Linked DNA regions of Homo sapiens: region 2 is linked to region 1. A link is an interaction called in ENCODE POLR2A ChIA-PET data of the cell type or tissue named here. Cell type or tissue: OCI-LY7. All regions are shown on one strand. Links, peaks and the distances in the headings refer to the core of each region. The heading gives the core; the rest is flanking DNA. Region 1 overlaps RAB30 (RAB30, member RAS oncogene family). Region 2 overlaps PRCP (prolylcarboxypeptidase).

The links. Peaks named below come from ENCODE experiments on the same cell type or tissue, not always from the same donor. Only the 100,000 strongest peaks of a DNase experiment are listed, where the experiment ranks them.
Region 2: POLR2A ChIA-PET joins it to region 1 with 6 read pairs; 2 of 35 experiments call an interaction of 5 or more read pairs at or near these places.

Annotation. Positions count from the first base shown.
Region 1 is chr11:82,963,440-82,979,590 of GRCh38, reverse strand. RAB30 (RAB30, member RAS oncogene family) reads left to right here. Exons shown (of 5, transcript NM_001286060.2): 5 at 1-6,458. Among named protein-coding and RNA genes, the nearest start is that of DDIAS, 70 kb to the right of the region's middle. RefSeq lists enhancers at 7,682-7,771, 7,832-7,911. In OCI-LY7, for the core only: no CTCF peak of the experiment used is centred there; DNase peaks (open chromatin) are centred at 5,500, 9,140 and 9,600; H3K4me3 peaks cover 2,876 bases; H3K27ac peaks cover 7,264 bases.
Region 2 is chr11:82,812,212-82,828,362 of GRCh38, reverse strand. PRCP (prolylcarboxypeptidase) reads left to right here. Exons shown (of 9, transcript NM_005040.4): 9 at 3,241-5,427. The coding sequence ends at 3,457. LINC02734 (long intergenic non-protein coding RNA 2734) reads right to left here. Exons shown (of 3, transcript NR_183631.1): 3 at 10,622-11,599. Among named protein-coding and RNA genes, the nearest start is that of LINC02734, 39 kb to the right of the region's middle. In OCI-LY7, for the core only: a CTCF peak has its summit at 9,722 (motif pointing right); a DNase peak (open chromatin) is centred at 3,942.

The DNA of each region.
Region 1 (16,151 bases), core at 5,390-13,389:
GTTGGGGGAGCTTTTTTTGATTAAACAGAAATTCCTTCAAGTAGAACTTGAGAAAGGACACTAAATACAGTCATCTTAACCCAGGCCAGAACCTAAATTTATTGGTTTGCCTAACAGTCTTATTGTCATGGCAATATTTGCTAAGATGAGCCTTCTTTAGATAAAAATGAACTCTCATTTAGTGGTGGATGAAAAAAGAGAAATTGCTTTATCATATAGTTTAATTTGGCTCGGTCTACTAAGACCACCAGGGTTGATGTATTCCTCCATTTTTGGTGTGATCTTTTTCTTCATTCAATAAAGTTATTAAATATATGGCAAAACTTTTTTCAGTTTCCAGTGAAAATGCATGATACTCATGTCATGGAGTCAGGCTTGGGAAAATCTATGAAATAATAGTTTGCTGATAATGATATTTTCTTATGGCTTTGTATAGACTACATCCTCAAAGGATTTTGTGCTTCTTTGCCCATAGAAGGCTTTTTCTCCCTTTGTGTGCTTTTATTAAATCTGTTGAATTATATTAATATTTTTTGAATTTACAGGGCCAATTATCTTTTTTGATGGATTACTTAGATTAGGCCATGGGTTCTTCCTGGCCTTTCTTTTTCTCGGTCTTTTAATCATTTCACGTTTTTATCTCTCCCTGAGTAAAGTGGCAAGAAAACTAAAAATGAAAGTTAAATGGGTTGATTTGACAATGTGTCAAGTTCTGATTTAGAGTTTATAAGGAAGGTAGAAACGATTGGCCAAAATAAGATATTTGGATGAGGATTATTTAAGCCGTTTAGATTTGGCCAGAGACGCCAGATTTAGCAAAGGACTGGGTTCTTATCTTCTTTCATTCATGAATATATGCCTTGGGAGGACACTGGTGATTCCCACAGAATTAGGCCAATGATTTGCCACATTACCCTTTAAGCTAGCCCATAATTCCACCAGATCCCACACCAAGTTTCAGTTCATGACTCATACTGAATAAACGTCAGTTGTAAATGATGTTTGAATTGGTCTTCCTACTAAAGTGAAACATCTTCTTTTAAGCCAAGCCACATGAATGAAATAGCACAATCAGAAAAAAATCTTTTTTTTTTTTTTTGCATATCAAACCAATGGCCTTCTCCACTAAGCCAGCAACTAAAGGTATTCAGAAAACAAGTTAATCAAGGTGGGCAGAACTTTTTGAACTGTGAGGAAATGTTCCTAAGTTTAGATTTATTACCTGTCATTTAGGGCAAAAATCTAATGTCTTTTTTATTTCTTAATCTTGTAGAACTCTGTATTTCATAGTAATGAGTACTTAGGGATCATTGCTCTATTAGCCTCTGGGAGAGATCTTCTAGAGTTTGCCATTCCTTTTTTTCCAAAATTTTTTGTTGTTGTTGTTGTTGTTTTAACTGCAACTGGTTACTTTTCTCAACCATGGTCCTGACATGTTTATACTATGATACTTTTGAGACTTCGCTAAAGAATTAAAAGCTGTGAAACAACATTTGCTTCTCATCCTTCAGACAAAATGTGTTCCATTTAAGCAGCATGGTTAAACACTAATTTTGGGATAAGGGAGGGATATGTTTTCTTTACTTTCTTTTTGGATTTCATTTCTGTGGCATGAGCCTATTTGCGTTTGGAAGGAAAGATGCCTTCCTTTACATTCTTCACACTGGTAATTTTTTCATACTGAATTAAGAAATTATCATCCCTTCAAAACACATATTAATATAGCAACATTAGAGTAAGGGAGATGGCATTTCATCTCCTCTCCTCAGTCCCTTGATGTTGGAATGTTATTATCATTTCCAGGAGCCATACTTTGAAATTAAAAACAAATTGAGGCATTACCAGTCTGATGAAGGAATTTTAAATGCAAGCCATTTAAAGAATACTTGAAGGATTTGGGGAGACTTAGGTTAGGAAAAAGAGGGGAATACAATTAGTGCATTAGAACAAGATGCTCTGTGGTTCAGAGGGGTGGAATGAGGCCTACTGAATGAGGCCGTAGGGACACAGATTTGGGTTCCATGTCAGGGCGACCATTCTCAAAAAGTTGGTTCACTATGGGACAGTCTGCCTCAGGTAATAGCCTCTGTCAAGAGGCAAAGATGTGGAGAGGATCCAATTGGTTGGAGATTGGAGCAGGTGACCTATTAACCTAAATTCCATGTTGTATGTAGTACTTTGCCTCTCATAACATGTTCAATTAAATATCTGTTAATTCATAGCTAATGATTTTTTTAATGGGGCCTCGTTCTTCTGCCACAAGTGCATCCCACCTTTATCTTTCAGGGAAGAGGTTGGTTGCACGTTGTTAGGCCAAGAGACTGGCCCTCCATTATGCCCTATGCTGGACTTGCTTTGTCGGTCCATTCATTGATGTCCTGTTGAATCAAAAGGTATTGTTTTAGTAGAAGTTACATGAAGTATATTCATTTATCACTTGCTAAACATAGGCCTTGCTCTGTTTAATAAATAATGGGTGTCTCTTTCAAGATTTTAGGATAGGCCTTTTTAACAGAGCAGAATCTTCTGTTAAAGTTCTCACAAACAGACCAACTCCCAAGAGAGATGGGCTGGTGGGTCACTGACATAAAGCAGTCCACAAGATCTATTTTAGAAAAGTATCAATGACATTTCCTTAGTTGGTTTGATTCTCTTGAGAATACATGAGTTTAAAAGAACTGAGGTCAAATTGCTTTATGTGGAAAGCAATAAAAACAAGTATTTTTGACTTGCAAATTAGAGGTAACTGTAAGCAATTTTTGCTATTGAAGCCTATGGCCCAAATTATTCCACCTGCAAAATAACTTTCACCCTTGCAAGGCTGATAGACGGCTCTTCATTGGTCTTTTTTTATGGTTTTGTTTTGTTTTTTTAAGTCATTGGTCTTAAATCTGTATGGTGACAAATCTATTTGAGTTTGATTGAGACTTTCTTGGACTCCTTTGGACAAGAGGTCAGAGCACAAAGGCTAGTCACCACTTCTTTGACTTCTTGAGGTATGAGCCAAAATTTTACTTTTCCATTGATTTAAAGCAGAATTTTTGGAGATGCTGTGTTCTAGTTCCTGACGGAATCGGTGGTGGTTGCTGACTTTGACACTTTGGAGAGTGATGTGGGGAGTTATATAGAAGGGGAAACACTAGTTTAGGTGTGAGGAGTTCTAGTATGCCACAAATTAGCTGAGACTTTAGACGAAGCACAATATTTGAGCATCAATCTTCTCATCTATGAGATAGACCTGTCAGGATTATTGTGAAAATTAGATGAGATAAGTTGAAAGTACAGTGCTTGGTAAACAGTTAGCACTCAAATATTAGTTCTTTTTCACTTTAATTAAGAGCAGACTTTGAATGGTCTGATGCCAAGTGTAGATCCTTAAGAGACAAAACAAAGAAACTTTCCTGGCTTCAAAGAAAAGAACTCCATTTCTGAAAGGGTGCCTTAAAAGGAATTCATTTGTCTGATCCATCCTTTTGCCTTTGGGCATTACTACTGTCACCCTCCATTTCTTTACAAACTTCAGGCAAGGTGGTCTCTCTCTCTCTCCCAATAGGCAATTCCAGGGTTGTAAACTCATTATCAGGAAGCTTAATCTTAGAACTGAAATACCTCACAGAGCAATTTAAACCTCTTTCTTCTTGTTCCTATTCTTCATGGGAAGAAAACTGGGTTGATCCCTATCTTCTTTTTAAGGAGCCACATTTGCCATTTATTATTGCTCTTTTGCCTATTTAAAAAAAATAACAGTCAGAAAAAATAATGATTATTAAAATGATAGTCATTATTTACTTAGTGAATGTCAGGATAGGTATTTATTACTCTTAGCTTCTTATTGGTATCAGATGTAGATCACGGTCTTACTGTTGATTAACTCTTCAGTTATATATACATACTTTGATTCTTTAGTTACATAATTGATAACAAAGTGTGCTTCTGAAGAATTATTCTGGCTGTATGGCTCTTGTTTCCTCCCCTTGGTAAAAATGGAGGCATGAATCTCGGTTTTGTGATCTGCTTTTAATTTCATATATGACATTATTTGATGTACATAATTACCAACATCCAAAAGCGTTTCTTCCCCTTTCTACGTGTGCACTAAATTCTAAAACAAAAATTGGAATACAAAATGCCTAATAAAGAAAAAATTCATGTACAGAAAAGCAAAAGATAATCTACTTTGTTAAGATAATTTGTCACTAGCTGGTTGAATAATGCACAGTTTTTGTTTAAGGTTACACATTTATGCCTGGATTAAATAACAATAGTAAAACTTGACAAGTCTTTTGAAAAACAGCTGCTAAACATATTGCTTTCTGGAATGTAATCATTAGCAACAAATATTCTCTTATTCTATACAATTGCAGAATGCTAGTGGAACTTTCTTGTAGGTTATTTGACAATGAATGTTAATTGATTTATTTTTTAAAAATGTAAAATCCTCTTATCCCTTTAAGGCCGGTTTAGGCTTTCATGTCCCTGTGATAGAAAATTTCAAATGCTGGCTTCTAATTTCTACTCACTGAAGTGTCTTCCAGACATACCAGATGGTTGGAGCTCCTTTGATAGTATATAAGGGAGCTACATAAATGTATTTGAACTAACTCGTGAGCAAAATTTCTGTTTTCAGCAAAAAAAAAAAAAAAAAGAAAAAACAACAAACTCTGCTCAAAATTTCAGATAATACAGGAGTAAAAAGAGGTTTTTGATAATCTGAAGGGAAAAGTGTGCCCCATATATCTTGTACACACTTTTAATGCATGACTTTTAGTATAGAGATGAAATAAAATGCAAAATATATAATTCTGGAGATCTCAGCAGCTAGTTAAAATATTTAGAGAAGCTGCTTTATGAAGACTTAGAGAATCCTTGATCTCCCCCACATTTCCTATCACTCCATTGAAACATGGATCTTTAATATTAATACATACATAGTTTTAACTAATAAACAGGTTAATCACTGAGTTTTATGAACTCGATTCTTGATATTTGGCTATTGGTTTTAAGCATAGGATATCAGTATTATTTGTATACAGCGTTATATAAAATCTAACCAACTTCAATATAAGAATAGTACTTGATTTTAAATGTTAATATGCAAATATTAACAGTATACTACATCATATTTTATGTGTTCATATATTGATCTTTTTACTTAACAAAAAGCCTGTTAGAAATATAACCCACTGATGACCCGAGTCCAATTAGCTGAAAACCTTCTGTAGAAAGGTGATTGTATGAAAAATTCAATCAACATTAAAAAAGGGAAGTGGGGAGGGAATACAAACTTGAACAAAATATTCTTAAATGAAGTTGCATCTCTTTTTAAAATTAAGATATCATTCATGCACCATACGGTTTATCCTATTAAGGTGTAAACTTCAATGTTTTTAATCATATTCACTAAGTTGTGCAACATCACCACTCCCTAACTTCAGAACACTTTCATCACCTCCAAAAGAAACCCCATACCATTTGCAATCACTCCTCCTCCTCCTTCCCCCAGCATCCGGCAACCACTAATCTACTTTCTGTCCCTATGAATTTGCCTATCCTGGACATTTCATATAGTCAAACAACATGTGGCCTTTTGTGTCTGGCTTCTCTAAGTAAGCATAATGTTTTTAAAGCTCATCCATGTTGTAGCATAAATCAGTACATTGTTTTCATGTTTAAATAATATTCCATTGCATGTATATGCCACATTTTATTTGTCCATTTATCATTTGATGGACATTTGGGTTTTTTCCACCTTTTGATTATAATAATGCTGCTGTGAACATTTATGTAAAAGTTTTTTGTATGGGTGTATGTTTTCACATCTCTCTTAAAAACAATTAGTCTGACAAATCAAATCAAATCATTTATGTTTATTTACGTAGAACCTCTTGCAATCCTGTTTGGAGAGTGCAACTTACGATCTTAGTTTAATTGATCAATTAGGAGACCTCTGAATAAAGACTAACTCCCCAATACATCCATAAGAATTTTTCTATGAGCCTGTCATTTAGATGTGATAAGCAATCAATTTCATGAAGACTGTTTCAGTCTTGTAGAAATTGAGTTGCCATCACATAGAGGATTTCTTGTCCTCTGCATTGTTTAAAGGACAACTACAAATCATGCTGGATAAGAGTACTCATTCAATCTTTTAGGATTCAATGAAGTAGCATTTTAAATATGTAAGTTATTTTATATATTGTCTGTCTTTTAAAATTGGACTTTGCTTCTTGAAAAAAGTTTGTCAAATCACCAAACCATATGACTGTCCATTCATTGTAGCCTATGTTTTCTATTATTAAGAAATAATTCATACTGAGAGTAAAAGAAAAAGAATGTATTTTGTGTGCAAAGGATGAATGTATTAAAAACTTTTTATTTGTAACAATTTTTTAAAAAAACTAAATGGAAATTGCTTTCCCATGTACTTGTATATAAATAAACATTTCCTGTTGCCCACATTTGGAGAATCATATGCCATCAAAATATGTAAAAAGCAAACAAACTTTAAGTGTACTAATGTCTTTCAGCACGGTGCAAAATGTGCCCTGGATCTGGGGGATCTGGAGACCTGAGTTAAATGTTGATTTTCTAACTGGCTAACTTTGGACAAGTCATTTAACATTTGCACTATGGTTTTCTACTTTATAAAACAAGGGGCTAGATTAGATAATCTTTAAGGCCTCCTCCGATTATAAACACTAAACGAGACTACTCTGCTATTTCAGGATGTGAAAATTACATGCTAATTATTTCTATTGGTGAGAAAGATCCTTTATCCTATCATATATATTGGAAGGAGTATTACACTGAGAACTAGGAACCACAAATTCTAGTCCCAGTTCTGACATTGAGAAGCCATAAATTCTAGTCCCAGTCAGTGTGACTTTAGGTTAGTCATTTCATTTTAAACTTTATTTTTCCCAACTATCAAAATGTGGACACCAGATTAGATAGCTTCAAGGTCCCTTCCAGCTAAAACACATTACGTGATATTACTAGAGATTTTCTACAAAATTAGTAATGAGATTACTCATCACTAGCAGGACATTCACTCCTTCACCCATCCATTTATTCACCACTTATTGAACATGTACCATAGGGCAGGCACAAGAGTCTGCCTTTTAGATGCCCCCATCTCCACTGCAAAAGTCATAGATTTGTACCTTTTCTTGAAATTCATTTCCACTCCAATCCTTACCTCTCACCCTCTGCCTTGGGCGTGCATTTCAGAGATGAATGTCCTGGACTAAGAGTACAGTAGGTCATGAAACATGATAGAGTTAACAGGATGACAAAGGGGTCAAACCTTTGACCTTGGGCTCTCTGGCATAGTGTTCTTTAGTTAATTGAACATAGGCAAACTGTAACCCTTTCTGCCACTATTATTTGGTATTTATAAAGTATTGGGCTTTGAAAATCATCTGCTATAATTTTGTTATTGTCCTATGTCAGCTTATCTGCAGTTGGTAGGAGGCTCTTAATTTTGCTATTTTAGCACCTTCACTAAAAGAATGTGTTTGCAGAAATTTCTTTTCTAAATTCACACGTGTCATGGTTTTTACCTGTTCCATTATTAATATTAGTTTGAACCACATGGAATTGGCATTCTTATAAGTCAAAAACAGCCAGATACTTGCAATTTTATATCATTCTCATATTGTGTCCAGAATTGGTGGGTTCTTGGTCTTACTGACTTCAAGAATGAAACCACGGAGGCTTGCGGTGAGTGCTACAGTTCTTAAAGGCGCCGTGTCCGGAGTTTGTTCCTTCTGGTGGGTTTGTGGTCTAGCTGGCTCAGGAGTGAAGCTGCAGACCTTTGAGGTGAGTGTTACAGCTCATAAAAGCAGTGTGGACCAAAAAAAGCGAGCAGCAGCAAGATTTATTGCAAAGAGCCAAAGAATAAAACCTACACAGTGTGGAAGGTAACCTCAGCAGCTTGCCACTGCTGGCTCCGGCAGCCTGCTTTTATTCTCTCATCTGGCCCCACCCACATCCTGCTGATTGGTCCATTTTACAGAGAGCCGACTGGTCTGTTTTACAGAGAGCTGATTGGTCCATTTTGACAGGGTGCTGATTGGTGCGTTTACAATCCCTGAGCTGGACACAAAAGTTCTCCAGGTCCCCACTAGATTAGCTAGATGCAGAGTGCCAATTGGTATATTCACAATCCCTTATCTAGACTTAAAGGTTCTCCAAGTCCCCACCAGATCAGCTAGACACAGAGCACTGATTGGTGCATTTACAAACCTTGAGCTAGACACAGTGCTGATGGGTGCATTTACAATCCCTTAGCTAGACATAAAGGTTCTCCAAGTCCCCACCAGATTAGCTAGATACAGAGTGCTGTTTGGTGCATCCACAAACCTGAGCTAGACACACGGTGCTGATTGGTGTGTTTACTATCCCCCAGCTAGGCATAAAGGTTCTAGACTCAGGTCCCCACTAGACTCAGGAGCCCAGCTGGCTTCACCCAGTGGATCTGCCACCGGGGCGCAGGTGGAGCTGCCTTACAGTCCCGCGCCGTGAGCCTGCCCGGACTCCTCAGCCCTTGGGCGGTCGATGGGACCGGGCGCCTTGGAGCATGGGGCGGCGCTGGTAAGGGAGGCTCAGGCCGCGCAGGAGCCCACGGTGGTGAGGGGGAGACTCAGGCATGGCGGGCTGCCGCTCCCGAGCCCTACCCCGCGGGGAGGCAGCTAAGGCCCGGCGAAAAATCGAGCGCAGCGCCGGTGGGCCAGCACTGCTGGGGGACCCGGCGCACCCTCCGCAGCTGCTGGCCCGGGTGCTAAACCCCTTACTGCACGGGCCGGCAGGGCCGGCGGGCCGCTCCCAGTGCGGGGCCCGCCAAGTCCACGCCCACCCGGAACTCTAGCTGGCACGCAAGCGCCGCGTGCAGCCCCGGTTCCCGCCTGTCCCTCTCCCTCCACACCTCCCCGCAAGCCCAGGGAGCCGGCTCCGGCCTCGGCCAGCCCAGAGAAGGGCTCCCATGGTGCAGCGGCGGGCTGAAGGGCTCCTCAAGCGCGGCCAGAATGGACGGCGAGGCCGAGGAGGCACCGAGAGCGAGCGACGCTGCGCGGGCTGCCAGCATGCTGTCACCTCTCAATATGATCTTGTAAGTCATAGCAGCAAAGACTGGCAGGCAAATGCCACTTTAAGTTTTTTCATTCTGCTTTGTTTTAACCACTAAGGGAATTTGGACAAGTTAGTTTGCCTTGCACATTGGTTTTTCCACTAGTTAAATGGGACAAATTGCAAACTTGCATATAATTTTAAAATGCTCATTCATATAAAAATCATTACAGATCACTGAAAAAAAGCATAAATACAGTTTATTCCTAAAATATCAAAATGTTTAGATCATTGTGCTTCTCACATGGGCAGTGTAATACTACAGATACACAATTCTTTGGCAAACTGGAAATCAGTATTTTGAAAAACATTGAGGATCACTATTACTAATTGACTCAGTTATTCCATGTCTGCTACCTGGCAGACTATAATTGATATATGCTATCTATATACCTCAAAACGCATCTGCAACTGAGAGATGAAACCTCGAGCTATAGTTAAACCATAATCACATGGGTGTACTTTCGGCCAGGTGCTCACATCTGAATAGTTCAAGACCTGTAGTACATTTCAGGAACTGAAATATCTTATTTCCATTACTTGCAAGAAACACATGTTAATAATATAAGACATCTTATCTGTATTTTCATGCCTGGAATTTATTCGGGCCATAGAATGGTTACATTTTCACATCTAGATCAAAATAAGCTTGGAGAAACAGTGTTTCTGACTTTGATCTTAGAGATGAACCCACAAGAATTAAAAACTGTATGAGGCCTGACATTCTACAAAGTTTACTGATGCTCATATTTATATTTAATCTTCATCGTAACCCTGTGAAGTACTTTCAGCTCCTGAAGTACAATGCATACAGATTTTGAGGCAAGGCAAAGATTAAGACACTGCTTTGAACATGGAAATATTCTGAGCAAAGGGAATGAAGAGTACAAAGGCTTTAGGCCAAAGTACCTATATTATTTTGGACAAGTTACTTAACCTGTTTTCACCTCGGTTTTCTCATTTGTTAAATGAGGATCTCAATGCTTGTCTTCATTTATTTGCCAGTTACCTATTATTATGCGCCAGGTAGTGTTCTAGTGACTGGAACTATAGCAGTGAACAAAATAAAAAAAAGGTACTTTTGTGGAATTTGCATCATAGCATGGAAGGGGTAGAAAATAAAGAAATGTATAGTACATCAAGTGGTGATAATGACTATGAAGAAAATAAGGCCAGGCATGGTGGCTCACACCTGTAATCCCAGCACTTTTGGAGGCCAAGGTGGGCAGATTGCTTGGGCCCAGGAGTTCAAGACCAGCCTGGTCAATATGGCGAAATCCCTTCTCTACAAAATACAAAAAATTAGCTGGCATGCTGGTGCATGCCTGTAGTCCCAGCTACTCAGGAGGCTGAGGTGGAAGGATCACTTGAGGAGGAGGTCAAGGCTGCAGTGAGCAGTGATTGTGCCATGGCACTCCAGCCTGAGTGAGGGTGAGAAAGAAAAAACAAACCAGGGAAAGGTCATGATGGTGGAGTGTTGCTAATTTATGTATGGTGGTCAAGGGAAGGCTTCATTGATAATGTGTCATTTGAAAATAGACCTGAAAGAAGTGAGGAAGGGAACAGTATACAAATCTTGATGAAACATGTTCTAGGCAGAGGGAACAGAATGTGCACAGACATTAAGGCAAAAGAATTCCTGGTTCTCTAGGAGCATCAGGGATTCTGGTATGGGTGAAACAAAATCAATGAATGGGGCAAGGATAGATGAGATTTGAGGGGGATACTGGCATAGATCACAGCACCTTGGAGGCCATTGCAAGGACTTTGGTTTTCACCTAGAGTAAAATGGCAGCCCTTGGAGGGTTTTGAGTAGAGGAGCAATTTGGATTTATATTTTAACATGGTCACTCTGCTGCCCTGTAGAATAGATTATAAAGGGGCAAAGGCAGAAGAAATGAAACCATCTAGGGAGACTACTGGTAAACTGCAGGTGAGAAAAGGTGACTTGTACCATAGGAGTAAGTTTGGAGATTGTGGGAAGTGCTCTTGATTCTGGCTATATCTTATTTAACTTTGTATTATATTATAGAAAATGTCAACATAGATAAAAGCAAAATAGTGTAATGATACTTTATGTACACATAATTATCAATTCATGGTCAATAATTGCAACAATTATCAACTCACGGTCAATAATTGCAATAATTATCAACTCATGGTCAATTTTATTTTATCTATATTCCCCCCATTTTCTCCATTCTGTATTATTTTGAAGCAAGGCCCATACATCATACAATTTTTTTCTTAATTTTTAAATTTCAATTTAATTTAATAACTTTTTTTTAGAGATGGGGGTCTTGCTTTATTGCCCAGGCTGGTCTTGAACTCCTGGCCTCAAGCAGTCCTCCCACCTTGGCCTCCAAAAGTGCTGGGATTACAAATATGAGCGCCTGCACCTGGCTCATCATACAACTTCATCCAGAAATATTCCAGTATGTATCATTAAAGGACAAGAGTTTTAAAAACAACCATAATATCGTTATTGTATCTGAAAAGTTTTAAATATATCTTTGATATCCTCAAGCATGGATTCTGTATTTTTTTAAAAAATATAGAACCTATAGGTCTATTTATTTATTTTTTTTAGAGACAGGATGTCTTTCTGTTGCCCAGGCTGGAGTGCAGTGGCACAATCACAGCTCACTGCAGCCCTGAACTCTTATGCTCAAGCAATTCTGCTACCTCAGTCTCCCAAAGTGCTGGAATTACAGACCTGAGCCACCGTGCCAGGTCTGGGTTTATTTTTTTTTTGTAAGATAATGCTAATAATTTGGACACTGACAGCTGTTTTACTAATCGATGGGCCATTATGAGCAGAATTATTTGGCTTTAGAAAATTGTGCAACGCAAACACAAAAACAAACACCCAACCATGTGGTGGTTGGGCACAGTGGCACATGCCTGTAATCTCAGCATTTTGGGAGGACAAGGCAGGCAGATCGCTTGAGCCCAGGAGTTCAAAACCAGTCTGCATAACATGGTGGAACTCCATTTCTAAAAAAAAAAAAAAAAAAAAAAAAAAAAAAAGCCTGGCATGGTGGTGTGTGCCTGTTGCCCCAGCTACTCAAGAGGCTGTGGTGGGAGGATCACTTGAGCCCAGGAAGTCGAGGCTGCAGTGAGCCTGTGATCGCACTACTGCACTCCATCCTGGGCAATAAGTGAGACTGTCTCAAAAACAACAACAACAACAAAAACACATGGTGAGGGCTGGGCATGGTGGCTTGAGCCTATAATCCCAGTACTTTGGGAGGCTGAGGCGGGAGGGTCACTTAAGACCAAGAGTTCAAGACCAGAAGACCAGACTGGGCTACATAGTGGGGCCCCATCTCTACAAAAAAACCCCCACAACTTTTTAATTAACCAGGCGTGGCAGCATGTGCCTGTAGTCCCAGCTACTTGGGAGGCTGAGGTAGGAGGATCACTTGAGCCCAGAAGTTTGTACCTGTAGTAAGCTATGATTGTGCTACTGTACCTCAGCCTGGGCAACAGAGCAAGATCCTATCTCAAGAACAAAATGTGGTAAAATACTGACATATGTGGCATGCTGGTTAGGATTATTTGGCTATATATAATTTTTGAAATCTGAGACAACAAAATAAGATTTTTGTCTGTTTGCTTGTTTTTTGTCATCATGTGAAAGTCTAGAGGTTGGTAGCCTGGGACTAGTATTGTGGTTTCATAATATTTTCCACGCAACATTTCCATTTTTATCTCTCTGGCCAGGACTTGGCCTGCAAGGGAGCATGGAAAATATATTCTTTCAATAGGGAATAATGCTACCCTGAGTAAAATAGGTGTTTTGTTACAGAGAAGGAAGCAGAGAATGACTATTTGAGTAGGCAGTTAACAATTTTTGCCTTAACATTTGTGGGAAGAACATGGTTTTATAGACAAAAAACTGAATTCTAATTCTACCATATACTGATTGTGACCTTGAACAAGTTATTTTGCCTCTGTGCCTCAGTTTTTTCTTTTTTTTTTTTTCTTGAGACGGAGTCCCGCTCTTTAGCCCAGGCCGGACTGCAGTGGCACAATCTCGGCTCACTGCAAGCTCCGCCTCCCAGGTTCACACCATTCTCCTGCCTCAGCCTCCCGAGTAGCTGGGACTACAGGCGCCCGCCACCGCGCCCGGCTAATTTTTTGTATTTTTAGTAGAGACGGCGTTTCACCGTGTTAGCCAAGATGGTCTCAATCTCCTGACCTTGTGATCCGCCTGCCTCGGCCTCCCAAAGTGCTGGAATTACAGGCGTGAGCCACCGCGCCTGGCCAACCTCAGTTTTTTCTTGTGTAAGATTGAGCTAATACCACTGACCATGCAGTGTTCAGAGGATTAAATGAAATGATACAGGGCATTCCCAGGTGTTTGCAGTGGAAGTGGGAAACCTGTAGGGTATGGTCCAGCTGTGCTGCACAGAGGCAAGCAGGACCAGGGAACAGTTCTGAAGTAAATTCTTAAACTTCGGCTACCAATTCAAATTGATATTTAAAATGAGAGAACTTCTGCCCAGCCACTGAGTGTCAATATTTGTACGTGCAAAATCATCTTTAGGGGTGGGCAAGAAGGCTGACTAGACACAGCTAAGTGGAACAGCTCCCACCGAGGGACTGAGATGACTGGCATGCTCCTAATAGATCTTCAGAGGGAAGGCACCAAGAGTGAACAGAGGGAAGACCCAGAAGCTGAGCTGAAGGAGGAGAAAGCTGGGAACCCTGCATGGTCTACTGTGCACTGGACCTTGTTCCTGGCCCACAATGGCTCCAGAGGAATGGGTGAGTTGAATTGACAAGGAGAAACCACAGGCCTCTGGAACCCTGGCAGGAGACCCCTCAACCACCATGGACACTTGAGTTGGCAAATGCAAAAGAATTGAAATCATAACAAACAATCTCTCAGACCACAGCACAATCAAATTAGAAACAAAGACTAAGAAATTTACTCAAAACCATCCAATTACATGGAAATTGAATACCTGCTCCTGAATGACTTTTGGGTAAATAACAAAATTAAGGCAGAAATCAGGAAGTTCTTTGAAGCTAATGAGAACAAAGATACAACATACCAGAATCCCTGGGACACTGGGACACGCAGTGTTAAAAGGGAAATTTATAGCACTAAATGCCCACATCAAAAACTTAGAAAGATCTTAAGTTAACAACCTAACATCACAACTAAAAGAATTAGAGAACCAAGAACAAAGCTAGCAGAAGAAAAGAAATAACCAAAATCAGAGCTGAATTGAAGGGGATTGAGACATAAAAAAACATTCAAAAGATCAATGAATCCAGTAGATTTTTTTTTGAAAAAAAAAAAATATATATACCACTAACTAGACTAATAAAGAATAAAAGAGAGAAGATTCAACTAAACACAATTGGAAATAACAAGGGGGATATTACCACTGACCCCACAGAAATACAATCATCAGAGAATATTATGAACACCTTTATGTACATAAACTAGAAAATCTAGAAGAAATGAGTAAACTCCTGAATACATACACCCTCCCAAGACTGAACCAGGAAGAAATTGAATTCCTGAACAGACCAATAATGAGCTCTGAAATTGATTCAGTAATAAATAGCCTACCAACAAAAAAACCCCAGGATCAGATGGATTCACAGCTGAAATCTACCAGATATACAAAGAAGAGCTAGTACCATTCCTGCTGAAACTACTCCAAAAATTGAGGAGAAGGGACTCCTCTTTAACTCATTCTACAAGGCCAGCATCATCCTGACACCAAAACCTGGCAGAGACACAACAACAAAAAGGAAAGCTTCAGGCCAACATCCTTGATGAACATCGATGCAAAAATCCTCAACAAAATACTGGTAAATTGAATCCAGCAGCACACCAAAAAGCTTATCCACAACGATCCAGTAGGCTTTATCCCTGGATGCAAGTTTAGTTTAACATACACAAATTAATAAATATGATTCATCATATAAACAGAAGACAAAAGCTGCATGATTATCTCAATAAACTAGGTATCCAAGGAACATTCCTCAAAATAATAAATGCCATCTATGAAAAACCCACAGCCAATATCATACTGAATGGGCAAAAACTGGAAGCATTCCCCTTGAAAACTGGCAGAAGACAAGGATGCCCTCTCTCACCACTCTTATTCAACACAGTATTGGAAGTCCTGGCCACGGCAATCAGGCAAGAGAAAGAAAGAAAGGGCATCCAAATAGGAAGAGAGGAAGTCAAACTATCCCTGTTTGCAGATGACATGATTCTAATCTAGAAAACCCCATAGTCTCCACCCAAAAGCTCATTAACTTCAACAAAGTCTCAGGATACAAAATGATGGTGCAAAAACCACTTACATTCTTACATACCAAAAACAGTCAAGCCGAGATCCAAATCAGGAATGCAATCCCATTCACAACTGCCACAAAAATAAAATAAAATAAATACCTAGGAATACAGCTAAACAGGGAGGTGAAAGATCTCTACAAGGAGAACTACAAAACACTGCTCAAAGAAATCAGAGATGGCACAAACAAATGGAAAAACATTCCATGTTCATGGATAGGAAGAATCAATATTGTTAAAATGGCCATACTACCCAAAGCAATTTATAGACTCAAGGCTATTCCTATTAAACTACCACTAACATTCTTCACGAACTAGGAAAAACTATTTCAAAATTCATATGGAATTTAAAAAAGCTCTGATGCCTGTAATCCCAGCTACTTGGGAGGCGGAGGCAGGAGAATCACTTGAACCCAGGAGGCAGAGGTTGCAGAGAGCTGAGATCATGCCATTGCACGCCAGCCTGGTGACAAAGCTGGAAAAAAAAAAAAAGGCCGGGTGCAGTGGCTCATGCCTGTAATCCCAGTACTTTAGGAGGCCAAGGTGGGTGGATCTCTTGAGGTCAGGAGTTTGAGACCAGCCTGGCCAACATTGTGAAACTCCATCTCTACTAAAAATACAAAATAGCCGGGCATGGTGGTGTGCACCTGTAATTCCAGCTACTTGGGAGGCTGAGGCAGGAGAATCACTTGAACCCAGG
Region 2 (16,151 bases), core at 2,646-10,645, 150 kb after region 1:
GGAACCAAAGTGTGTCTGATCCCAAAGCTTATGCTTTTCTTACTTTGCAGCACACAAGAGAGTGTAAGCTGTCGACTTCCAACAGCAGTCATGGTTCCGCTGAAATGCAACATAGTGTAAAATTAAGCATTGGACTAGGGTTTTTAGAACTGTGTTTGAATCTCAGATTTGCCAAATCAAATGATTTTGGCAAGCCTTTTAACCTCTTTGGGCATTAGTTTTCTCTTTTATAAAAGAATTGTAATTAAACCTACTTCATAGGGTTGTTACAATGAACAAATGTGAAAGGCTTTGTAAACACGAATGCAATCTATGCATAATATGTTATACTAGGGAAAAATTTGATTTAAATAGCATCAAGAATAAAATGCTTTGGAATAAATTTAACAAAAGAAGTGCAAGATATATACATTGGAAACAAAGACATTAAAAATTGCTTCCTTTAAATGGAAAGACATCTCATATTTATGTATTAGAAGAATTAATACTATTAAGATGACTATACTCCTCAAGTTGATCCACAGATTCAACGTGATCTCTGTCAAATTTCCAGCTGGACTTTTTTTTAAAAAAATAGAAATTGACAAACTGATCCTGAAATTCATATAGGAATATATGGGACCCAGAATAGCCAAAACAATCTTGAAAAGGAAGAACGAACTTGAAGAACTCACACTTCCTGATTTCAAACTTATTACAAAGCTACAGTCAATACAGTGTGATACTGGCATAAGGATAGACATATAGACAAGTGGAAGAGAATCGAGTGTCCAGAAGTCAAACCTTATATGTATGGCATATTGATTTTTAACAAAAGTGGCAAGACAATTCATTGAGAAAAGAATAGTTTTTTCAACAAATGATGCTGGGAAAACTGGAGATCCGCATGCAGAAGAATGAGGTTGGCTCCCTATTTCATACTATAACAAAAAAATCAACTCAGAATAGGTCAAAGGCTTAAATATAAGAGCTAAAATGATAAATCTCATAGAGGAAAACATAGGAACAAATCTTCATGACCGTGGGTTAGACACCAGTTTCTTGGATACCATACCATAAACATAAACAATGAGAAAAAATAGATAAATCGACTTCATGAAAATGAAAAACTTGTGCTGCAAATGATACTATCAAGAAAGTTAGAAGATAGTCTACAGGATGGGAGAAAATATTTGCAAGTCATATATTTGATAAGGGACTTGTATCTAGAATAGATAAGGCTTTGTAAACAATACCAGCAAAACGGAGTTTGCATTAAACAAATATTAGGACACCCATAAAAATGTTCTATAAGTAATTTCCAGTGGTATGTGGGTAAAGATATGCCAAGAGTGCCATGCAAGGGGAAAATGATCTAATGCTTGCAATGGGCTGAGTACTTAGATCCAGGTATTTCAGTGCCAGTTTTTTGCCTAAGGAATCTGTTTCCATGAGATTAGGCAGATGAGAGGCAGACCTGAAATTGGAACCAAAGTGTGTCTGATCCCAAAGCTCATGCTTTTGTTACTCTACAACACACAAGTTAAGAGAGTGTGAGCTCTCACTCAAAAATAGAAAGATATATAACCCTAGTTAAAAAATGAACAAAGATATGACTAGGCATTTTCCCAAAGAAGATATAAAAATGGCCAATCAGCACATAAGATGTTTAAATACCATCAGTCTCTTGGGAAATGCAAATTAAAACCACAGTGAAATACCATTTAATACTTACTAGCTTAGGATGTCTAAAATAGACAGATAATAATAAGTGTTGAAGATGTAGAGAAAGTGGAACCCTCAAATGTTGCTACTGGGAATATAAAATGGTGTAGTCCCTTTGGAAAGTAGTCTGGTAGCTAATTAATAGGTTGTTACTATATATCCTAGAAATTCCTAAGTATATGCCTAAGAGAAGTGAAATCATGCATCCACACAAAAACTTGTATGTGAATGTTCAAAGGAGCAGTACTCATTAGCCAAAAAGTGGAAACAATACAAACGTGCATCAAATGATGAAGAGATAAATAAAACATGATGTATCCATAAATGAAATATTATTTGGCAATAAAAAGGAACATGTACTGATTCATGCCACAACATGGGTGAAACTTGAAAACATTACGCTGAGTGAAAGAGACCAGTTACAAAAGACCGCCTACTATTTAATTCCATTTGTATGAAATGTCCAGAATAGGCAAATCTATAGATTCAGAAAATAGATTCATGGTTTCCTGAGGCTGAGAGCAAGGCAGGAAGATGGGGAGTGACTGCTAATGAGTATGGGTTTCTATTTGGGGTGACGAAAGTGTTCTAAAATGGATTGTGGTGCTGGTTGCACAACTCTGAGTATACTAAAAACCATCGAATTATGTGTTTTAGATGGACAAATTCTGTGGTAGATGAATTATATCTCAACAAAACTGTTCAGAAATATTATTAGGGATGCTGTCTGTGGTTGTATTGGATTTTTTACTCAGTGAAAGTAGATACTCAGTTTCAGTGACTGATTCTCTTTACATTATTCTGAATTGTGTTGTGTGAACCAGCTGAGACTAAAAACCTAGTAGCATTTCCTTAACTTTAAAGCTAATGTAAAATGAAGATTTTCGTGTAATGCCCAAATTTTCGGATTCCAGATCCTGGTGACATTTTTTAGATCTACCATCCTGTTTCCCAAAGTACTGTACTATATTAGATAAAAAATGCAGCCTTCTCCTTTCCTCCCTCCCTCCCTCCCTTTCTTCTTTCCTCCCTTTCCCCCTTCTTCCCTCCCTCGAGAAGACGGAGTTTCACCATGTTGCCCAGGCTTGTTTTGAACTCCTGGGCTTAAGCGATTCACCATCTTGGCCTCCCAAAGAGCAAAGATTACAGGCATGAGCCACTGCGCCTGGCATGTTATCTCCATTTTACAGATGAGGAAACTGAGTCAGGTAACTTGCATTATATAACTTTTGAATAATGAAATCAGGATTGAAATTCAGGTTTCTAAATTTCATATCCCAGTACAGTCTAGGTTGATTTGTGGGAACGCCTCCTTCAATTATCTCTGGTTCTTTTTTTGCACCTGGTTGCATGAATATTGCAAAACTCCAGTATGAAGTATCTATCCATATGATAAATTAGATCCTCAGATCAAATCCCCCAGGTTACAAGTTTATAATTTTAGGTGTTAAACATGTAATAGGTTTCTTCTAGCTTATCTGAGTGTTAACATGAAAAACTAACAACTTTATTTTTTCTTCTTTTTTTCACTTGCAGCAATGGTGAACTAGACCCCTGGTCAGGAGGTGGAGTAACTAAGGATATCACAGACACTCTGGTTGCAGTCACCATCTCAGAGGGGGCCCACCACTTAGATCTCCGCACCAAGAATGCCTTGGATCCTATGTCTGTGCTGTTAGCCCGCTCCTTGGAAGTTAGACATATGAAGAATTGGATCAGAGATTTCTATGACAGTGCGGGAAAGCAGCACTGAGAAACTTTTGATTGTTTTCAATTTCTTCTTTTATGTTCACACCACCACATTCCCATTCACTTTGATTTTCTACATGTAATTACCTTCTTTTGTTTATCATTAGATTTGATGGGGCCAAAGTTGAGATAGAATAGAGGGTGATGACGGTAAGAGCAAGTGTCCCATGAATGTGATTTCCTGGGTTCTCACTGTCTTTGCACCACGTCTAGGAAGAATCTTCTTGATAGCTCTCCCACACCATCAGTGGCCCTCATAACTGGAGTAGAGTTCCTGGTTGCTTTTCATAAGAGGGAGAGTTACTTTCTTTGTATCTCTGCAAGCAGAGATTTCTCTTTGGTTTTGAGGTTGAAGTGTCTTTGGCCCATTTGTAAGTCCCCATCCCTACCCTACACAAAGTAAAAGCAGAAGATAGATAAAAAATGATGTAATTGCAGCTGGTAGGATGTCTGGTGCCAATCCAGGAAGTGAGAGCCATTTCTTTTGTACCGGATTTAATGACTTTGAACTGTGCTGTAAATAAATAATACAGCTGGACCTTATACCTGTGTGTTGCTTCTGAAGCTCACTTCAACTCCGGCTGATGGAAATGCTGTGTGCACTGGGCTTAGCTGTTTTTGGAAAGTCCTTTAATTTTTTCTCTTCCACTTGGCAGCTTTTCTTAGTTCTGGGATGTTGGCCACTGTGGTACTGCCAGTAAGAAATCTGGCCTTTTTCTGCTCCATTTCTCTTTGTTTCTAAGGTCAGTTTTAATTTGTTTGAATTCTGCCAGTTTAGGAAAATGACTCTGTTTTGTCTTTTTAAATCTGAGCAAGCTTTATGCTGTAGTCACTAATTATATTTCAGTAAGAAGCCTTTAAAAATTGATGAATCAGCTATTCCAAAAGTAGAATATAGTAATATTCAGCTTTTAAATTTTTAAAATTTTATTTTCTGATAGTTGTTACTGCTGTCATTAAAACCAGAAGTGTTAGACACTAACAGGCAGGTGCACAAGAACTTTTCTGTATGACTTCCAAAAGACAAGCTGACTAATTCATGCAGGCAGCATATTTGACATTAATAAATGGCCAAGCCATTCCTATTTCCAAGGGGTTGGCTTCTTTCAAGCAGTTCTTACACTGAGACCTTTCTTCAGAGAGCTTTTCTAGGATAACAAATAGGGTTGGATCAAAACCTTTCAGGGACACAGAGAGACAGAGAGAGAGAGACTAACAGTTTCTACTCTGTTGAAAGATTTCTTCCTCCTTGTTTCTTTTCATTTTCTCTCAATAATTTTTTTTTCTTCACCCTGCCTTGGGAACATTTTCTGCTTTTAAAAAACTGTACCTTGAGCTTGATCATTTTTATGGCATTTTTTTTTTTTAAGGGCATATATAGAGTTCATTCTTGGGATGGAAAGCTGAAATATTTCCTTTACTTTCCCTGGCATCTGGGAGATACAGGAAAATCTTTGTCTTATTTTGGGAGCCTTCAGTTCTCATTGTAATGAGTTGTCTATCAAAGCATTTGGTAACTATTTTGTTTCAGCATCACAGAACAATCGATTTGGGTGGGAATTTAAGGGCCAAAACAATACTAGTTTTTATTCTTTGTCAACTAAGAAATTAAATAATGCAGGGTTTATGGGCTCAATAGAGGATATTCTTACAATTTATTTTACGATTTTAGGGTTTTTCCCTTGTGTAGAATCTTTAAAATACTTTGCCATTTTATTTGATGTTGATTATTTGGATGAGTTACATTATTCTGAAGAAACAAACTGCAAAAAATAGAATTTTTTGGCAAGCATAATTGTATCCTATTACTGTATGCATTTTAGGAATATAGATAGCAGCCTTAATTGAAGTGAGTATAATTATAATATGCTAAGGTTTAATTTTAACATGAAAAAGAATTGGAGTGTCAGATAAGCCTTATTATTTAAAGCATCCCTCTAATAAAACTGCACTTTTTACTGACAGGGAAAGAGAGACATGGAGACTTGAGTGCTTTCTATTTTTATTTTTTTCAGCTCCCAAGAGCTTAGAAAGAATTGGGTGCTTTTTATTTTCTGTTTTTGTTACTTTAACTGCCTGGAGTCAATGGGTAGAACTAAAGTAACTTAGGAGAACCTTCATAAGGAATCTGTAGCGCCAAGAGGTTATCCAGAGGAGCCAGTGTCTAAGCCAGCATAGTAGAGGGTGAAGGCCCCTGAGATATCCAGTTCAACTGCATCATTTTGTAAGGGATAGAATTGTAGCTTAGAGAGAAGGAACTTATCTACGGCCTCACAGCTCCTTTTTGGCAAAACTGGGGCAGAACTGGGGCTCCTTTTTGGCAAATTTTGTTTGCTTCATTTTACTGGTACAGTTTTATTTTTGTTTGGATTCAAGCAACAAAAGCCCACAAAACCAGCTTAAGGAAAAGAAATGTTTTGAAACTGCCAGATCAGCTCCAGGACTTGGGTTACCAGGAATCATGGGGAACTAGAACTAGGGTCTGGAAAGTCATTAAAAATCAGTACTGCTGTGTTCTGTTTCACTTTCAACAGAGGTGACCCATTGTCAGACTGTGGTTTGGATTTGTTCGTCAGATGTCTACAGTTCGATAGGCAGTCTAAAGCGTGCATCAGAATTACCCAAAAGGGCTTGTAAAAATGCTGATTGCTGAGCCCCATCCCAGAGTTTCTAACATGTCTTGGGGTGGATCTTGGGAAGGTGCATTTCTAACAAGTTCCCAGGTGATGCTGGAGCATCACACTTTTGAGAGCCCCTAGTTGAAAGAATCTGGAATTTGAATTTGAATTCAGTTATCTTACTTCTGTCATCCTGCCTGACTCATTTGAGTGTGGGAGCCCTGCCTAATGCTTCTCTTCCCATGACTGCTTTATTCTCCCTCTACAGACCAGCTTACTTTTCTCTACTCGCACAATGCCCATAATGACTTCTTAGAATGGTGTCCTCGACCCTCTGAGGGAGCAATACCTCACAAATGCACAACTCTCAGGTGGTTAGGAAAGAACAGGGCCATGAAAACATGGTTACAAAGGTGTACTTCTTAGGATTGGGGAAGCAGTTCAGGCAACTCAATCACACGACATCTATCACACAGTGTTTCTTGGAGCACAGGTATCCAACAAAATGCCAATAACTTGTGTAGTAGAAAGACTTATACCTATAGTTGAGCAAGTGTGGAAAATAATGGGACAAATGAAGTTAAATAGTTGCTTCGTTTATCTGTAAATAGTATGTGACTCTCCAAAATGGTGATTGAGAATACAACTTTTTTTTTGGAGACGGAGTCTCGCTCTGTTGCCCAGGCTGGAGTGCAGTGGCGCGATCTCGGCTCACTGCAAGCTCCGCCTCCCAGGTTCACGCCATTCTCCTGCCTCAGCCCCCGGAGTAGCTGGGACTACAGGTGCCCACCACCACACCCGGCTAATTTTTTTTTTTTTTTTTTTTTTTTTTTTTTTTTTAGTAGAGACGGGGTTTCACCGTGTTAGCAAGGATGATCTCGATTTCCTGACCTCGTGATCTGCCCGCCTCGGCCTCCCAAAGTGTTGGAATTACAGGCGTGAGCCACCGCGCCTGGCCAGCTTTTTCTATTCTTAACAGAGCATCTCCTAGGCATAAGGCATTGGTCTAAAACCTAAAAAATGCAATGGCGAAAAAGCAAACACAGCACCTAATTTAATAAGGTTTGTGTTCTGCTGGGAGAAAGACACGAAATGTCAAGTTATACAATGAATTGGTACAATTATAAATGTTACGAAGAGTTGAGCTTATTAGGACATTAATTGCAATCTAATAGGAAAATAGAGATTAATTGCTAAATGTTCTAATCTAATGGCCCCAACTCTTCATAACACTAAATGTTAAATGTTTAGCATTTAGACAATGTAAGGTAGTCTGGGGGAATAGCAGTGCCTTTTTGAGATGTTACATTTTAGCTGTGATCTAAACGATGAATGGGAACTATACTAGGAAGAGGAGTGGAGTAAATGACACATGCAAAAGCCCTGAGTGTAGCATATTCAAGGAACTGAAAGAAGGCCCCTGCAATGGGAAGGCAAACAACCACAGAGAATGTGACATAAGGTGAATATGGAGACATGGGCAGGGGGAATGCTCATTCAAGTAGAATTATGCGGATGAAAAACCTTTGATGGGCTTTAATCGGGGGAGTGACACGAACAGATTTTCATTTAAAAGGACTACTCTGGCTATAGAGTAGAGTAGGCATTGTAGGGGACAAGCAAGTAAGGTAGGAGACCCCAGTCACAGTTGTCAAGTTAAGAGAAGAAGGTAGGTTTGACTAGAGTGGTAGAGATGGAGATGAGGAGAAGTGGGAAAATTGGAGAAAGATTTAGTAAGGAAAGTCAATGGAATTTGACTCAGTGTGTGCTGGAGAGTCATGGTGAGTAGATGGCAATCAGAGCATGAGCTCAAGGAGCTAGTGTTTGAGAAACATACTTCAGGAGCTATAGTGTACTGTCTTTAACCTGATACTTTTTAAAGAAATACCCAAACATCCTAATTCCTCTGCATAGGACTCCACTGATCCAAGACACCACTTGAGCCCCACTACAGCCTTTCCTTAAATTACCTCTCTGGACTCATTTCCCATTTTTACTGCCACCCTTCACTTTCCTAATAACCCTGCACTTCAGGTATACCAAACTTCTCATAATTCTGAAATACTGCTCTTCTGTCTAAAATTCCTTTCTCAGCACCAACCTCCAATATTTTTTTTACTGGTAAACTGCTGTGCATCATTTAAAGCCTGGAACAATTTGACTACCTTCCCTCTGAAGTCTCTCCCAGCTTTCCTAAAGGAAGTAATTCCTTGTCTGTGCTCTCACAGAACCAGGCTTACACTTAGTGTGTCTGCTAGAATGTAAACTCCACCAAGGTGGGGATTGTCTGTCTTCTTTTCTAGCACTGTAAACAGTACCTGACCACCTCTAAGTTGGTATACATATCCTAAGTTATAATATTTTGCTTAGTGTTCTCATCCTGTTTTTAGGAAAACCAAGCTCTCTGAAGACAAGGACTATATCTTATTCCTTCTAATGATCAGCAATCTAGCACAGGTCCTGGCAGGCAGGACACAGTAGGCCCTCCATACATTTATATTTAATGAATACATTTTAGGGCAGAAAGATCAGGATTTCTATTGATCTCTTTCTATAGCCATGTACCTTTCGGAGCTCTGATGTGCCCATGTAACCTTGTGCCCTTGGCTTCCCTGGATTTTGGAAAGGGGATCTCCAGTACTCAGTACCTCTGAAACTTGGACTTTCTGATTTACCCTCACTTGAACTGCATGTGCCGGGCTCCCTCTTCCACTCTATCAGGCTGGAACTCTCTGTCAAGGTAGTTGAATGTAATTTTGCCTTGATGTTAGGTGGGAACAGAACATTGAACACAGCCATTCAAGGAGTCAAAGAATGGGTTGGGGCTGGGTGTGGTAGCGTACACCTATAACCCCAGCACTTTGGAAGGCCAAGGCAGGAGGATCACTTGAGCCCAGGAGTTCCAAACCAGCCTGGGCCATATCATGTATTGCCTTGCAAAAAATTTCTTTAAAAAAATTAGTTGAGCATGGTGGTGCATGCCTGTAGTCCCAGCTACCCAAGAGGCTGAAGTGGGAGGATCACTTGAACCTGGGAGGTCAAGGCTGCTGTGGCCCATGATCATGCCACTGCACTCCAGCCCGGGCAACAGAGAGAGACCCTGTCTTAAAAAAAAAAAAAAAAGAAAAAAAAAGGGATGTGGTGGGGTGTGGGGTTGGTGCCAATAAACTTTGCTATCTTTAGTAATGGGAATGGAAAGATAGAATCTTCCAACAGCAGACCTGGAAAGCAATCTTGGGATCATTTATCTCTTTGTGTTTGTTTAATGTGGCTAACATCTTTAACAAGAAACTCAAATGTGAAAGTTACTTGCCTAAGGTTGAGGTATTGCTTCTCACAAGAGGTCATTAGCTGTGGGGTTCTGCCTGCAGACCCTGGCCTAAAGGACAGATGAATAAAACGTACACTGACACACAGATATTCTGTTTTGCCAGTCCTGCTGAGTGCCCGACTGCCTGCACACCAAGAGAGGTTTGTTACTGTGGCCGGCCCTGAGCAGCTCGCACTTCAGGCATTTATTTAGTATACAATTAACAACAGAAGCTTTGAGTCCACACACTTGTGGATAATTAACGTGGTTAACAGAGTAGTTCCACGAATGATTAAAGCTCAGGTACTGCGGTTTAAAATAAATACCATTAGGGGGCAATATTCCTGGTAGACCTCCACACCGCCTTGGAGAGGGCCATCTGGTTCAAAGGTTAGTTAATGGAGGTAAGGTAAACAGACTTAAATGGGGAAGCCTCTATTGTCCCTACTATTTACCCTATGACCTAATGCTGTAAGGTAAGAACTGGCTGCCTTCAGCCTGTTCAACTATTAGAAGCTATGTAACCTTTCGGCCTTCCAAAAAGGTTCGTGACTATTCCCTATAACTTTCCCTAATATTTCCCTTTAATATTTCTGCCACCATCCTGAGTGAATCCCAACACAAAGTCATACAGCTCAACATGTTTATTAGTTATTCATGTATTTTTGTCACACTTTGTTCTGAAAGGATTTCAGATGATCTAAAGATACACACTGAGGCTGAGCGTGGTGGCTCATGCCTGTAATCCCAGCACTTTGGGAGGCTGAGGCTGGAGGATCACGAGGTCAGGAGATCGAGACCATTCTGGCTAACATGGTGAAGCCTCATCTCTACTAAAAATACAAAAAATTAACCAGGCATGGTGGCACGCGCCTGTAGTCCCAGCTACTCAGGAGGCTGAGGCAGGAGAATTGCTTGAACCTCGGAGGCAGAGGTTGCAGTGAGCCGAGATCACGCCACTGCACTCCAGCCTCGGTGACAGAGCAAGACTCCATCTCAAAACACACACACACACACACACACACACACACACACACACAAAACAGATATACACTGAACACAGCACAAGTGGGACATAAGAGATTTAAAAGGGTTAGAGATGTAAAATGGATCTAGGAATGGAAACCATAAGGCGGGATTTATCAACTGGATTCTGCAGAATGCTGTTAAGGCCAGATGTTAGCAGGTGTTACATAAAAAAGGGATACCATGAGCAAAAGTATTTGAACATGGGCAATGGTTGAAACAAGTTTAAACAGATTATCTTTATTACCAAATCTCTCAAACCTTTAATATGCTATAAACATTGTGAAACAATAAAAAAACTTTCCAAAACTAAGGTTTTTTTCCCCAAAACTTATTTGATCCAGAACCCTTTTTCATGTAACATTTCACTCATTGTGAATTAACAAGAATGTGACATTTCTCAAATTTATTTGATCTGAAACTCTTTAAATGCAACATTTGAGAAACTAGTGCTCTGCTGAGCACCTGTTGGGAAATACTGCCATAGAAGTCTACATATTTTCTGAAGATGAGGGCTAAGAAAATCTGGCTCTAAGCTTTCTAGCAGAAAACAAAAATAAAAGCAGTTAAACAGTTTACTCTGTGCAGCAGATAAAAACAGACCAATTAATCTGGAGAAGCCCACGCGGGAACTTACTGGAAGAACCTCAGAAATGGGAAAAGTATGAGTGGGAGCTCTAATCTCTCTTCACATATTTATAGATTTCATTGTATTCATACTTGTACATTCTTTCAGTATAAACGAAAGTCATAACACCAGAGTATAACAATGATTTTACAGTGAACAAAGGAACTATATTACAGGTGTACACATTTTTGCTAATCTGGTTTAATTTAGAAATAGATTATTCTATTTGGAGGAACACTCTCAGCCAAAATTTTGCTAGATAGATGTTTCTTGGCCAGTTTAAATGTCTTAGTAGATAGTTGAACAGGGGGAATGAATAATGTGTGGTAACACAAATGAAGTAGATTCAAAAATGAGCTCAGACACCAAATATACTCTCATCCTACTTGGCTTAGAGGTGAACTAGACTCCTCAGCGATGGGAGGCAGGGTCAAGACAAGCAACAAGGAGCTTCTTCCAATACAGAGAGGTTGACATCTTTACTAAATTTCCTCTATTCATTTGGTGGAGTGGTGTTAACTGTTTTTCTTTGTTTTGTAACTCCTAAAATGTAGGGATGCACAGCTAAAGAAAGAAAGTTAAAAAAAAAACTGTCAATCAATAACTCCAAGATACTAAACTCTAAATGAAGCTGTGTGCTAAGGAGATATAGAAAGTGCCATGACACGCACATGTATACATATGTAACAAACCTGCATGTTGTGCACATGTACCCTAGAACTTAAAGTATAATAAAAAATAAAAAATAGGAAGTGCCATGACACTGATAATGTACAGTAAGTGTCCTTGAATAAATTTACAGAAGTGGAAGAAGCCAGATGATTTGATAAATGGCCTCTCATCATCAAAGAACTATCAGATTATTCCTATTTCAGAAGTCTCTTTTATGGTTAACAGAAGACATTTCATATGTTACCATATGATGTCAGTTCATTTGGTCAATCTACCTCCCTTCAAAGGTAAAATATAAATCAGTAAAACACCCATCTGCTTTATCTTCAACGAGCTTACATTCAGATCTACCATCTCTTCCGTCTCCTTTTCTGATGCCACAGAACCCTCACCTGAGTTTGTTCTTTAGATCTAAAACAGTGGTTCTCAATTTGTAGCAATTTTGCCTCCTAGAGGACAGCTGGCAATGCTGGAGATGGTTTTAGTTGTCACAGCTGGGGTGGGGGCGTGCCAGCGACATCCCTGATACAGACCAAGGATGATGCTAAACATCTTACAATGCACAGGACAGCTCCCCCGTAACAAAGAATTAACTGGCCCCAAGTGGCAATAGTGTCGATGTTAACTAGGTCGAATCTAAATTTTTCCCATCATAATTTAAGACCCTTTCCTCAAGTTTTACCCTGCATACGAAATGAAAAACTGATTGTTAACTCAATAGCCTTACACTTTATCCTCTACACAGCGCAATAGCACAACGTCTAGTATAGACATTAATCTGCAAATTTAATAAACTTAATTTTGGGGACTGATTCTTGAGATACTTCCTCTTTTCTAGGCCAAATAACCCCAATTCTTTGGATTGTTTGTTTACTTATCATTCATTCACTCAAACATTTATTCAACGGCAACTTTGTGAAGGTATAGTGTTAAGGAGTTTAACTGTTTAAAGGTAAAGCTCAGTGTTCTCAAGGAGCTCAAGGCTCATGGGGAAAGACAGTCACAATGTCAGATGATTACACACATTGGGCTAAGAATCTGTGTTGCATTCAGGATGCTGTGGGAGTGTGAATGCAGATGTGATGAACTCCTCCTAAAGTTCTGAGGAAGGCTTTAAAGGAGAAGCAACATTCAAACTGCGATTTGAGGGATGAGAGTTTGCAGTATGGTTGGGGACTTGAGGGAAAGACAGTAAAAGCACTATTCATTGAGAAAAAGTTGCTAAGCACTCATTATATGCCAGTAGTTAGGCACCACACATTACTGTGAAAAATCAAAGCAAAACAAACCCCAAAACACGTAGCTTCTATCATGAGGCCTATTTAAAAAAGAAACAAATAAAATCTCCCCTTTAATGCTTGAATCATACTTTATAGACCTCAGAACTCTTCTGCTTACCTTTTCTCATTTTAGTCCCACAAACACCCTGAGTGAGAGGAGAAATACGTATTGTCTCAATTTTATAAATGAGGACCGTGAGGCAAGATAAATGAAGTGACTCCCTTCTCTCCCCAACCATGACCACAGATCTAGTAAGTGGTAGTTGCCTGATTCCAAGTCCTGTGCTTTTCTACTCTTTTTCAGTTCCAAATGCAATTTCCTGTGGCAGAGAGGCAAGCACGCTCCTTTCTACCCCCTCCTTGCCCTTGCTGTCTTCATCTCATTCTAAACTGTTTTCTGCCAGCCTCAATGCTGAAGTTGTTTTCCAGTCTTCCCAGTTCTGATTGCAGAGGGACTATCCAGGGAAGGAAGGAGTGAGGGTTGCTCTGCAGCCACTGACCATTTGGCAAAATCATTTCTACCTTAATTTCCCAAATTTTTTGAGGAAAAAGGAAAACTGAGATGTGGGACAGAAAATCCCTTTTGTTTGTCTTGGTGTTTGATAATGTATGCAACCTCTCTGGGTGGTTTAAGCGGTTTAGGTACTTTCTATAAAAGGGATCTTTTAATGACAAAACTAATGTGATTATCTGAGTGAGTGTGAGAGGCGTATTCAAGGCTTAAAGAAAATCTGTTAGAATAGCTGAATGTATCTGCTTAATCCTTTCTCTAATGTGGCTGAACAATGCTCTGGGAAGCCATTGGTCCGTTCTTTCTCCTAGTAAATGCCTGCCTCCAGAGGTAGGGACTGTTTGCAGCTTTTGATACCCGTATGCTTCACCTTCTCAGCTGCACAAAAGCACAGGAAAAGCTGAAGGAGTCTGAAGCACTGACAGAAAGCAATGTCCCCTCTGAATGCTGAGGGCTAAATGTACAGCACATGGCATGCTATCTCCAGGGCATCCTGAGAAGCGAGGACTGTGGTCACCATTGGGCATGGCATCTCAGAGAAGGGTCCCCCTTCCCGGCACCTGCTTTCATTAGGTGCTGGGTGTCAGATCACTTATCGATGTTTAAAATCTTACACCTGAGATTTAAGAGTGACCAGCCTGATCAACATGGTGAAACCCTGTCTCTACTAAAAAATACAAAATTATCTGGGCATGGTGGTGCATGCCTATAATCCCAGCTACTTGGGAGGCTGAGGCAGGAGAATTGCTTGAACCTGGGAGGTGGAGGTTGCAGTGAGCCGAGATCGTGCCATTGCACTCCAGCCTGGGCAACAAGAGCGAAAGTCCATCTCAAAAAAAAAAAAAAAAAAAAAAAAAAAGAGTGGTTTAGCTATTCCTCTTTGGGGGCAAGAGAAACATAAGAGGGGATAAAAGTGATACAGGTTTGAGTTCTGCAACCTCCTCTGTAACTCTGGCCCAAAACCAAATTCTTCTGGTCCTCTGCTCTCTCATTTGTGAACTAGAGATAATAATACTTGACATATTAATTCATGTGAGAATCAAAATAAAAATGGGAACATGAATACAAAAGTGCCCCAGCCAATCTGGAATATTATCACATAACAAGTTGCACACTTTTTATTTTTATTTTAAAGTTCTAAATCTTGTTCTTTGAAGAATACTCTTCTAGATGTATAATTGACTACTTACATGCTGGGCGTTATGCACAGTTCTGGAGATACAGATAGGAGTAAGTCAGTCTCTGACTTCTAAGAAGGTCACAAGTTATAGGGAGGCAGAAATGTAAGGTGCAGCTAAAAATGTGTATTAGAAATGATTAATTCTAACTTGGGAAAATTAATAATAATAGCTAAGACTCATATTGTGCATATTATTTGCTTGGAGGTGAGCCAAATGCTTTGCTTGAGTTACCTCATTCAATCCCAACAGCCCCAGGAGGTAGGAACTGCTATCATCCCATTCACAGATGAGGAGGCTGAGGCTCAGTCAGATCAAGTAAGTCACGTTCCCATAGTATCACAGCTGGCACTTGGTGGGCCAAATTAGAGTCCTGGGTCTGCTTGACTTCCCAGTCCAAACTCTTCCCCATTGCTTGGTGCTCTATCCCAAGTTAAAAGAGACATCCTAAAAGATGTGGCCACAGGTGGGTTTCAACGCAGAATTGGAAGTTTGCTAGGTACACAGAGGAGAAAGGGCATTCTGAGCAGAGGGAATGGCACAGGTAAAAGCATTTTGGCCAGGAAAGCATTTGTGCAGAGAGGAACTGGAAGCAGTTTGTAGTTAGCAGTGGAGTGGGGACAGGTTAGAGGAATAAGCAGGGGCCCAACTATGATCTCCTTTATGGCCCCTTTGTGAAAAAAAAAAGTATTTCTATTTTAATTAATTATTTTGTTTATATATCCCGTTTGTCAAAAAGATTTTGCAGCAAAGTGGGAACTGTTGTAATGGTACAGGGTTACAAAATATACTTCAAATTTTAGAATCAGAAAACTTTAAGGATGGAAGGCACTTAAAAGATCAAATTCATTCTACGCAAGAGGAAATCAAAACTGAATGCACGTAAATGTCTCAATCAAGGTTACAAAGGAGTTTAACCAGCCAAACCAGAATATTTGCGTTTTTTAGATGAATTATGGAGTTAAAGTAAACATTAAATGAGAATTACAGAATTATCTTCAGATGCATTTATAGAAATTGGTGAGTTGAAAAGAGGGAGAGATGCAGTTGGTAATTCCATGAAATGAGAAGGAAGTTCTGCTGAAGCTGTAGGTTTCCCATTGAGAATGCTTGTGACAACTCTGTGGAGAACGCTGCTGGGTGTCTAAGTGGGTGCCTTGGCTGGGTTAAAGCTGGGAATCAGGTCTGCCTGGAAAGTAGAATTTATTGATATCTTTCTATGTCAGTTTATTAATTTTCATTGGCTACTTAAATGGGGGCCTGGTACAGATGTGGCCTGGTTCTTGTTCTCACCAAGCTCATGATCTGAAAGACGTAACAGACAAGAAAACAGGTAATTGCCACAAACTGGGATTAGTCATGTAATATGGAATAGGATGCTTTGGGAGCCCAGAGGAGTGAGCAACCAAATGGGTTAGGAAAAGCTTCCTGGGGAGAGTAATGTCTAAGAAAGACTTGAAAGGTGAGTGAAAGTG